Linked DNA regions of Mus musculus: region 2 is linked to region 1. A link is a loop called in an ENCODE intact Hi-C map of the cell type or tissue named here. Cell type or tissue: left cerebral cortex. All regions are shown on one strand. Links, peaks and the distances in the headings refer to the core of each region. The heading gives the core; the rest is flanking DNA.

The links. A loop is a pair of places that touch in the nucleus more often than their neighbours do. Peaks named below come from ENCODE experiments on the same cell type or tissue, not always from the same donor. Only the 100,000 strongest peaks of a DNase experiment are listed, where the experiment ranks them.
Region 2: a loop joins it to region 1, with 34 times the contacts of the local background. A loop is called at or near these places in 2 of 42 quality-filtered maps.

What each region holds. Positions count from the first base shown.
Region 1 is chr5:80,781,374-80,786,772 of GRCm38, forward strand. No RefSeq gene overlaps it. Among named protein-coding and RNA genes, the nearest start is that of Gm22974, 110 kb to the right of the region's middle. In left cerebral cortex, for the core only: no CTCF peak of the experiment used is centred there; DNase peaks (open chromatin) are centred at 2,753 and 3,679; H3K27ac peaks cover 796 bases.
Region 2 is chr5:80,036,170-80,041,568 of GRCm38, forward strand. No RefSeq gene overlaps it. Among named protein-coding and RNA genes, the nearest start is that of Gm24304, 60 kb to the right of the region's middle. In left cerebral cortex, for the core only: no CTCF peak of the experiment used is centred there; DNase peaks (open chromatin) are centred at 1,375, 2,891 and 3,465; H3K27ac peaks cover 600 bases.

The DNA.
Region 1 (5,399 bases), core at 101-5,100:
TGAAAGCACTTTCACTTCAAAAGGCTTGGGAATCTGTGTTGGACATACACTAATTCCTGAAAGTTTGTTCTGATTTTTCTCACATAAGTTATATTCTCTCATTCACTACCTATGTGCTTCAAATAACCAGTTCTGCATGACTACAGATAAAGGACCCCAGGCTTCAAGCCTGATCAATGAAGTTCAGAGATCATCCCAGGACATTAATTGCACAAAAGAATGTAACAATTTTTATTTATTTGTTGGTTTTTATTTAGCAGGACTGAGTTGAAAGATTCTAAGCTTCAAGAATAGTCTTTTAGCACTCCTTTAAAAATGCACGCAAGAAATATTTAGTTTGGTGGTCTATAAAGGATATGGAAGTGATCTGATATCCAGAGCATGCCATAAATGTATTGTTTGATAAGTAATCAAAACAAATAAATGGTCTTTTCGATTGTCATAGAAACTGTGAGAAGCTAAGTCTTTTTATTACACAGCAGTAAGAGTTGTGAGGAAATCAGTACCAACACAGGGTGAGAAGACAGGGCTTTGGAGGTTGGGTGAGGGTGAGCACCTTTGGCTCTGCTCCCAGGACCTGTGAGTTACAGGTTTCATTCCTTTTTGCCTCATTAGACATTTTATTGTATTATATTCTACATTTATTTATTTATTTATTTATTTATTTATTTATTTATATTTGCATCTAGAAGGAGTGCTTCCATAAAGGGTCTTCTTTCTCTCTTTTTTAACTAATTCACTATCCTCAGATCTTGAAATATCCCATCACTTGTCAAACTTTGTAACTTGAGTATGATTTAGTTACATACTGTACTATCCATACCTGCCCACACACCCACACACCCACACACACCCATGTCTCACACAGAACCATGCTTGTCCCTCTAGAGTTCACTAAGTTCACTCTGGCTGCTCCTGAACTGAAGGTACTTAGGTTACAAGTCACTGACTCTGACATACTTATCCTGCCCCCGTGCCTTAATCTCCCATAATTTACACTCTAGACACTGATAATAGAGAAGGGTCCATGACTGTTGGTAATGAACAGACATCATTATGAATGGGCATCAAAAATGGTCAAAGAAATGATACTGAAAAACAAATTATGATGAAATTTTTCAATAGCAATAGGTATAAATGCAAATAGATTCTCACTTCACCTAGCACAAATAGATTTCCATTTAAGTAATTAAATATAAAACTGGATAGAACCCAGATAGATGTTCAGCTTCACTGAGCTTACATAAATGAAAATTGAAACAAGAAAACATATTTATTACTAATCACACTCACAAATATCTCTCAGGATGAGAATATTTGATGACAGAATAGAGGCTAGAGGCAGATATAATTATACTCCTATAAAATGTTCACACATGATATTTTCAAAAATTAGTTTTCTAATATGAAGAAAGATTTAAAGTTCTCACCCTATAGCAGAATAAAGTTGTTAAAGAAAGCTAGTCAGAGATGTAAGACCAAATATGTACATAAAAATATCCACTGCTCTTTTATTTAATGTACCTATTTAAACCAAAAATTAACTCAAATTACATTAAGCCAAATATAGATTATTTTTCAGGGAGGATGTAATACCTTTATTTCAAATTACATTAAGCCAAATACAGATCATTTTATAAAATAGAGTGCAATATCTTTATTGCATAAAACTATTAAAATCAGATTTCATATATATATGATCTTTCCCAAGAATTGTAATTCTTGAAAATTCAGATTAGTTTTATTCCATTAAGCGATTGAGGATTTTACTATATCATTACATACACTACTCACTATATAGCTTTTAGCTATGCCACTTAGTTTGGAGATGTTCATAATATATTCCCATTCCAACTTCTACTTTTGCTAATAACAGGTGAAAAACAAAACATACCACTGTGACAGTATTGAAGGTTAGCTAAGTATAATTAGATGTTCCATGAATGTTACAGCTCCCTACACACCCATCCCTAACTTATCTCAAGAAATGCTTCTAATAAATATGTATGTGAGCATATGCTTTGCTGCTGACTTATAATATATACATAACACACTATAATGATATGGATGCCCAGTTTTGGTCATAAAAAAATGGCGACCTGGAAATATCAGGCTTTGTCCAAGCTCACACAAGCAGTCAGTAAATTACAGCTTTGAGATAAGAATCCAGTTTGCTTGGATCTAGGTTTATGGCTACAAAAGATACAATATGTATGAACGCAGAAAACTAGGCAGCCTGTATAAACCTGAATGCCTGAAGGACATCTTCCCACTCCCAAGTTTAACAATCACCTCCTTGTTTCAGAGCTATTATCTGTGAAGTATACTGACTTGGATGAGACCCAACTTATTGTCTTGCTTTCATTTTGTTTTTAATTGGGACTTAAATGCTGGCAGCTATAAAGACTTTTGGCATTTGAAATGCAAAAGTTGACTTTTCTCAACCAGCTAGATTGGGTCCTTTTACATAAAGGAATTCACTGCCGATTGTGGTGCCAAATGGTCTAGATGCTCTGTAAAACCAGGGGTGAATCAGTCTTTATCAACTAAGAATGAGAATTCATTACCATCTCTGGGTAACTTTAAGGATTCTTTATGACCACAAGATTGTCACAGCAGCAACAGCAGTTCTGTGTCTGCCCACTCACCTTTGAAAAACAGGAACATGAAACCAGAATAGATCCGGCTTATTCTGCATGATGGTTCCAAGCTGTGTGGGAGAGCTGTGTGTGTTCTTTCCTGCATATCTTTGTAGAAGTATATTGCAGTGATCCTGCGGGCCTAAGGAGTGGTGGGTGTTGTACCATGTGGAGTTCATTTTGTGTTTGTGGGAAGAAGAACAGTAGGAGGCTAGCATGATGTGTCTGGAACACATATCGGGTATGAGTTAAGGATGAGTCGAATGTGTACCTAACAAGTAGCAACACATTACATGTGCTTCAGTGGGACAAAATTCATTCCCACTATACCTAGAATTAAATGTGAGGCCACTCATTGAAAAATCCAGGCACTCCCTTCTAATATCATCTTCACAGACAAATAGAAATCAAAGGTAGACATAGTAGCACAGGAGGCATCAATTTCCAAGAAACTAGAAACACTGCATTTCTATCACTACCAAGAAATGAAAGTAAACTTTCTAATTTAAAGTCAGCACATTGTTTTCCCATGGTGTGGAAAAAAAAAAAAAAAAAAAAAGGATCTTAGGAAAATAAAAATAAAGTCGATGGGGATGAATTCAGAATTCAATATAAAGTCATGTTAATCTTAAAGGTTTAAAATTTCACCTTAAAATCAGAAAATATAAAATGAAAGTTCAGGTAATTGATAATATACTCCTTAATTATCACCTTCCCACTAACACCATTTCTCTGATAATTTGTTAGTCAATTTATTCCACATTAACTGTGGCCAATTAATTTTCCATAAATACATGCATTATTTGGGCCCTGTGTTGTGTGAGGCTTTTTTTCTAGGGAGATAGGAGCCAATGGATATTCAGCCTACATAAGGCACCGACAATGAAGACCAAAGAAACAAGTCGATGCAAATCTAGGTCACTGAACAAAGGAGTTTATCAGAATTAGTCATCGAAGCATCAGTGGCAGAAATGCCTGCATCACCAAAAACTCTTCCTCAATCTAGTGACGTCGCTCAAGATGCCTGTATAAATCTTGCTGAACGAATTTCAGGCTGCTGAGTAAACCAGAATCCACTTTCCTCAGAGGATGATCCTGCTTACATAAATGTAGGAGGGAACTTAGGAATCTTTGCACCTTCTAAGCTCCCTGAACCAGTTGATTAAAAAACTATTTCCCATCCTTCTGGAAGGAGAGTTTCATTTTAGAGAGAATGTCTGTATGACCGGCTGCGACTCACTGGAACACAAGTTTAGCTTCAATTATTTTTGTAGTACTATCAATGTACAACCCTGTGTATGTATTCCAAATTCTAAAATTCTAGTTAGATCATCTGTTTCTACAACTTCACTGCAGATTCTTTTCCTTACAGAGAAATGAATATTTTTATTTGCATTCCATTTCTAACATAGAAGATGTTCAATGAAAATTAAGTTGTGTTTAATCTAATTGAAGTATATATGAGGATGGAAAGGGAAGAGAAGATGGGAACATACCTACAACATAGAGACTGGTGTTCTATGGATAACTGCCAACTTACATCATAGACTATCCATATCATTGTTTCCCGTTCTGTATTGGTTATTTCTCCCATGTCTGAAAGAAAACACCTATAAAAGAGAAACTTAAGGAAGGAGAACAAACTTGTGTTTTGCCTTATGGATTGAATATACATTCCAGCATGATGTGGAAAGTTTGGTGTGGGACCATGAAAGATCTAGTCACATGCCACTCACAGTCTTGCTGAGAGAAATGGATACTGGTGATCTTCTGTCTTCCTCCTTTTTTTTTTTTTTTTTGCCTTTTATTTAAATCTTATAAACTAGCTTATAGGATGGTATTGGTCTTCCCAAATATGTTAAACCTCTCTAGAAAAGCCTCAAAGGCATGTCTCCTAAATAATTCCAAATTCTATTACCAATGTAGATTAACCATCACATGGGAAAAAAAACCCTTATAATAGTAATGCACATCTTAGACCTCAATACAACTCACTCCTAATTAAAGGAAGACCGTAATTCAGGAATTAGGGCTCCACATTGAGTTTCCTGGAAGGCAGTCTGCACAATTGAATCAGTATTGAAGAATAATATAAAAAGAAGCCAAACTCATTATCTAGTCACCAGCAACATCAAAGGTGTCTCATAATACACAAGTAAAACCAAGATACTCTCTAAACATCAGCACGCTTAATAGTAATGTTTTACATCATTGACACCTATGGTCATTTAGCATATATGCAGTGTATAAGTGCAATGCACCAGATACTCCTCAAAATTAGTGGAAGTTCCTTCCTTCCCAAAAGGGAGAGAATATGGGATTCCCAGTGACAGACCCCACTGAGTACACTAGAGGAGACATGACCCTTCATGTTTCTCTCATAAAGTCGGTAATAAAAACCTCTCACGTCTATTGAACACCAAATTTGTGAGTATTAACTACTTTTTTCTCTTATTGAAGTTGTTTGGCCTGACTTTGATGAAGGATTGGGAAGAAGTTACCTAGCTTCAGTGACTATTGTGGAGGTCAGCTCTTTAGTCCATTTTACCTTGCTTTAAAGGAAATATGGTAGCTCAAAGACATAGGAGACTCTAATCATACATGATACCTTCTCAAAGTATTTAAATCATTATTCCTTATTTACAAAGTTCTCATAAAATTAAAGTTCAATGAAAGGAACATTAAGAAAAATCTCAGGAAAAATATACATAGGACTTCTAGCTTATAAATTCATGGCCTTTGAATTTGTATGGTGAGCCA
Region 2 (5,399 bases), core at 328-5,327, 740 kb before region 1:
TCGTTCTATCCCTTAGAACCCATCAATGAAATTTTAGATTCCCTAATCCTTCCAGAGAGTTCCCCATTCCCTACAAGAAAGCCTGAAAACTTTTGGCTGGAGTCACTGTTTTGGAGAATGCCTGACCCCTGTATGCTGGTTGTTTCTTCATAATAAACACTCTTTCTCTTTGTATACTATCTGAATCTGGGGTCTTTCTTGAGCAATATTTGAATCCTTATATCTATACAGATATGTTTTTATGATACTTTCTTTATTTGAATATAATAGTATATTTGAATGACCATAGAATTTTAATGAACTATTGCTATATATATTTAATGTATTTTTCATAATGATGTAATCATATTTAAAGTTATATTATAGTAATATAAATATTACAGAAATAGAATAAAAACATTCACATTCTGGAAATTAGTTTTATATATTTGTAGCTATCAATGTCTGGTCATTATAGTGTTTTAATTGTTTTCAAATAACTCTTTTTACTAATATGATAAATAACAACTTTTCCGGCAAATAGCAAGGATATTATTATAATATAGTAATGACTAATATACTTTTAGTTTTCTAGGAATACTTCTCTACCAGACAGAGTCAGTCAGGAAACAGAGAGGCATATTTCATTTCTTTTTTCATTATAGGGTATCATGAACCCCATGTTTATCTCAAAAAATCACATATGAGGATGGCCTTATATTTCTGAGCCTTCTGAAACTAAAAGGCTAGGGACATATATGTGTGCCACCAATATCACAGAATATGTGATGTTGGAGTTTGAACTTAGGGGTGTGTGCATGTTAGGGGAGCCCTTTTCCAAACTATCTAAAACCCGAGTCACACTCAGGGAAGTTTAAACATGTATAAATCATAACCAGAAAGTTTGCATTTACCAAAGAATTAACAAAGTATCATAGTTTATTTGCTAGGTATCCTTAAATACTTCCCAGACCTTAAGGGGATTGACCCTGCCAGGGAACTCACCAAATGAAATCAAGGCTGTTATTTTGTCTGGAATGAGAGTTTTTTCATTTCCAAGACAGCTTGACATTCAGGAATTGAGGATGTGTTGAGAAGAGGAAGTACCCAGAAAGCATGGCATCTCAATGTGGTTCATTATTAGCTTAAAAACACCCAACCAATGGAAGATTGCAGCTTTCCTCACTAGTTCAGAGCTGCCATAGTCCCACAACTGCTCTTTCAATATCTAAGGCTAGAATCAAAGGAAGAGTATTTACCTTAAAGTCTTGTTTTTCAAATCTTGCCAGCAGGCTAAAGGTTTGGTGTATACTCATGAATAGAGTTGGGATATGACTCTTTATTTAAATAACTATGTCAAAACAAGATTTCTATAAGAGATAGTGTTAGATAATATATGTGAGTCATGTGTAAAAGCACAGAGTCTGCCGAAAAAGAGATGTTTTAGAGCTAATGATATAAAATGCTGCTCTAGATGTTATAGAAAGGAAACATTTGGATTTGTTTAAAGTAACTTGCCCAATAGAGAACTTATTTAATAAAACACTAATGTCTATGTTGAAGTGATGGCACAGTTGGTAAAGTACTTGCCTTGAAAATATGGGGAGCTGAGATAAATCCTCCAGAATCCAAGCAAAAACAGCAACAACAACAGCAAAAACAGCCAACATATTTGGGCATGGTGACCTGCCCTTGCCATCACAGTACTAGAGAGTTAGAGAAGTTGGAGGCAGCTACTCCCTTGAATTTTGTAGCAGGATTTTACTGCTTACATAACCCAAGGGAGGGGGTCTCATGTTCCCCGTATCTATTCTTCCCTACTATCTTAGGGTTTTATCTCTGTGAAGAGACACTATGACCACAGCAGCTCTTATAAAGGAAAAAAAAAATAATTAGGGTTGGCTAATTGAGAGTTTTAATCCATTTTCATCATGGCAGGAAGCAAGGTGATGCACAGGCAGACATGGTGCTGGAGATGTAGCTGACAGTTCTACCCCTGGGTCCTCAGGCAGCTGGAAGGGAATGAGACACACTAGACCTGGCTTGAGTTTCTGAGACCTAAAATCCTACCCTGGAATGAGGACTTTCTCCAAGGCTGAACCTAATACTCCAACAAGGCTATACTTAATTGTGCTATTCCCTCTGGGTTTATGGGGAGCATTTTAATTCACACCACAACAGCAACCATATTCCTTCCATCATTGGTCCTTATATTCGTTCCACTTAATCTTGTGCAACATTTTCTAAACCTTGGAGGGGTTTTGGGGAGGTGGGTAGGAGCACAACCAAATCAGCAGATTCTCAGAAGTTTAACAACTTATGAGAACTAAAACTGCCCATCTCTATATGAAAATAAATTTTTACAGTAACTATTTCTAGCAACATAATCTATGAGCATATATACAATGATTTCAGGGAGCAGCTTTTTATATACCTATGTAAGGTATCTTCACGCTTTTAAATTAATGTTTATGTGGCTCTTCCAAAATTTCCACATATAAAAGACATTAGATAATGGTGAAATTTTATTGCAATGTGTAGTCAAAAAACAAAACAAAACAAAAATCCCCCCAAACAAACAAACAAACAAAACCTAACAACAACAACAACAACAACAACAACAACAACTAAGATCCTTGGATATTACCACATACCCCCTTCTTATTTTCTATAAACTGGATTTACATTCCCACCTCATTTATTCAGCTATGTCATAACCTATCCAAAATCATAATTCACATGTTTCACTATGGTCCTGAGCATCTACATAACGCCCCTGCTGAGTTTAGCACTTGCTTAAATCTCCTGGCAGCACAGTCCTCTGACGCCTGGTGATGTGGGTATCATACATTAACCCCCTTCTGCCAGCTCTCGAGGACTGATGAGCAGTCATTCATTTTCCCCGCTTCCCCTAAGCACAATTCTATCCACCCACCCACTTGTCTCACAGCTTCCTGAGCCAGCTTGTGGGAGGTTCTTCCATTCTATACTAAAAAGATATTCTTGACTAAAGCAGTTCTGGAACAAAGTGTTCTCTAGTTAAAATACTTTGATATCCTGGGACATTACAAGATCCCCATCTGCAGATAGTGATGGATTTCCCCTTGCTGTGAATTACAGATTACATTTCAGGGGTAGCTTCCTTCATTTTTACTTATATATGTCCCTTGTTGCTGTGTAATTCGTTCCTGTGGGTTCAAGTTTGGGGTCAATGGTGGGGGCAAGGTTCTTTAGCAGACTGAATGTTTACTCTTTCTTATGCCTCAGTGGATATAACAAAAAGAAACCCAGCACCCCCATTTCATACCAATTCTAACCCTCCACCACTGTTTGACGTCCCCACCCCCTGCAAAATAGCAAGCTAATGGAGTGGAAAGCATCCAGCTTTATTTTCCTCACTGTATTTATTCCCTTACATGGGAAGCCTCTTCTTCAGCCTTGGTTGCATGCGCTGTTCTCCACAGCTGTCACTGCAGCAGGGAGGTGTAGCATATCATATGCAGGGAGGGCTGGTCATAAGAGGCTTTACAACAACAGTGCTCCAGCACATGGCTCAGACCCTGGAGCTTGCCTTATCCCTTATCACAAGGCTCTGTAACTGCTATTTTCAGGCTCATTTTCTTTCTATTGGACTCTGCAGTCACTAGATACTGTAATCCTTATTTCTACAGAGTATATTTCTATTTGCTCCATATAGAGACAACACTAACCAATGAATTGACAATATCCAAGTTTAGCTTGGTGAACCTATGGATTACTTAAGGCTATTGGCTGTTAGTTGAACCCATACAGTGGCTAAATCAGCAATAATAAATTATATATATAATTATATATATATATATATATATATATATATATATATATATATATATATTTCAGTGCATGGAACAATTTATGAAATTGATTATGCTGCTGTATTCCTTTGTGCATATATGAGACACCCAAACCCCTGATGAATCTCTTTTACCCCAGCTATTATTTGCTGACTATATCACCGCAGAAAGATGCCTCGTGAGTTTTGTGAATATCTCGTTTCATGATTACCCTGAGCTCCCTCTCCATTCATGTTGCATTGTGCTGATTCATGGAAAATACTACTCCGGATTATTTCCTAAAATTTTTTACCTCATTAAACCTGGAAATACCATGTCACTCGTGCATGAGGTGGAGTATTCAGATTGATAACTAGTATATCATAAAACAATGTACGAATTTAAAAAAAATCTAAATATTTCCACAAGGGGAAATGTATCCATTAAATTAGTTTAGCATTGAAGCTCTAACAAATTACAGACAAACATTTGGTTAAAAAAAAAAGAAATTAAATTATACTTCTAGTTTCCTTTCATGAGTTAGAAGTCATGAAACCATGACTCCCAAAAGACTTATACAAACCTTCCAAATACCTTAAGAATAAAATCCCCTGCCTCCTCTGGATATTGGAAACTTTCATAATTACTTTGTTCCTTTTCTCTATAACTCTCTGTTTCTGTCTTAAATGATTGTAGTCGTTGTCTATTTTCCCAATGGCTTTCCCTTTTAAGAAATTTTTAGTGAAATGATTTTTGTTGGGATGAGGTAGGACACTCCCTCATCCATTCACAGGCTGCAGGTAGAATATTCTGGCTGGTTTTGTGCATCAACTTGACACAAGCTAGGGTCATTACAGAGAACGGAGCCTCAGTTGCAGAAATGACTCAGTTAGTGATCAGTTAGGGCAGGGCCTAGCCCAGTGTGGGTGAAGCCATCCCTGGACTTGTCCTTCTGAGTTCTATAAGAAGGCAAGCTGAGCAAGCCTGTGAGCAGCACCACCAGAGGCCTCTGCATCAACTCTTGCCTCCTGGATCTAGCCCTGAGTGAGTTCCTGTCCTGACTTTCTCTCATGATGGATTATAATCTGGAAGTATAAATCCAATTAACCTTTCTTCCCTAACTTGAATTTGGTTGTGGGGTTTCATCACATCAATAAAACCCTAAGTTGTAGCCACAGGAGCACAATTCCTTTGACCACTGAAGGAAGCCTGACCAGGTTTCTCGAACTGGGACACAGAGAGGGTTGGGTCTATTGTACAGAAAGTTTTCTGTGACAAGATATTTAGTCAAATTTGTGATGCAAAATAACTTCTTACCTGTGATATTTAACTTTTCTTGGATGAAATGCTTAATGTGTATAAAAATGAACATATTTGAACATATCCTATATAATTTTCTGAAATATTTTCTCTGGTTGTAGACAATCAAATACATCCAACAGTTGATTATATTTTGTATAAATCAACTACTACTTTACTTAATGACAATAAGTGTCAGCAATAGTGCAATATGTATAATTCTGTATTTTTCATAAATATTGTTTCAAAAAATGCTGAATATTATGTTTGTTATAAAATTAACATTTGGATTCTCACTTTGCTTATTAT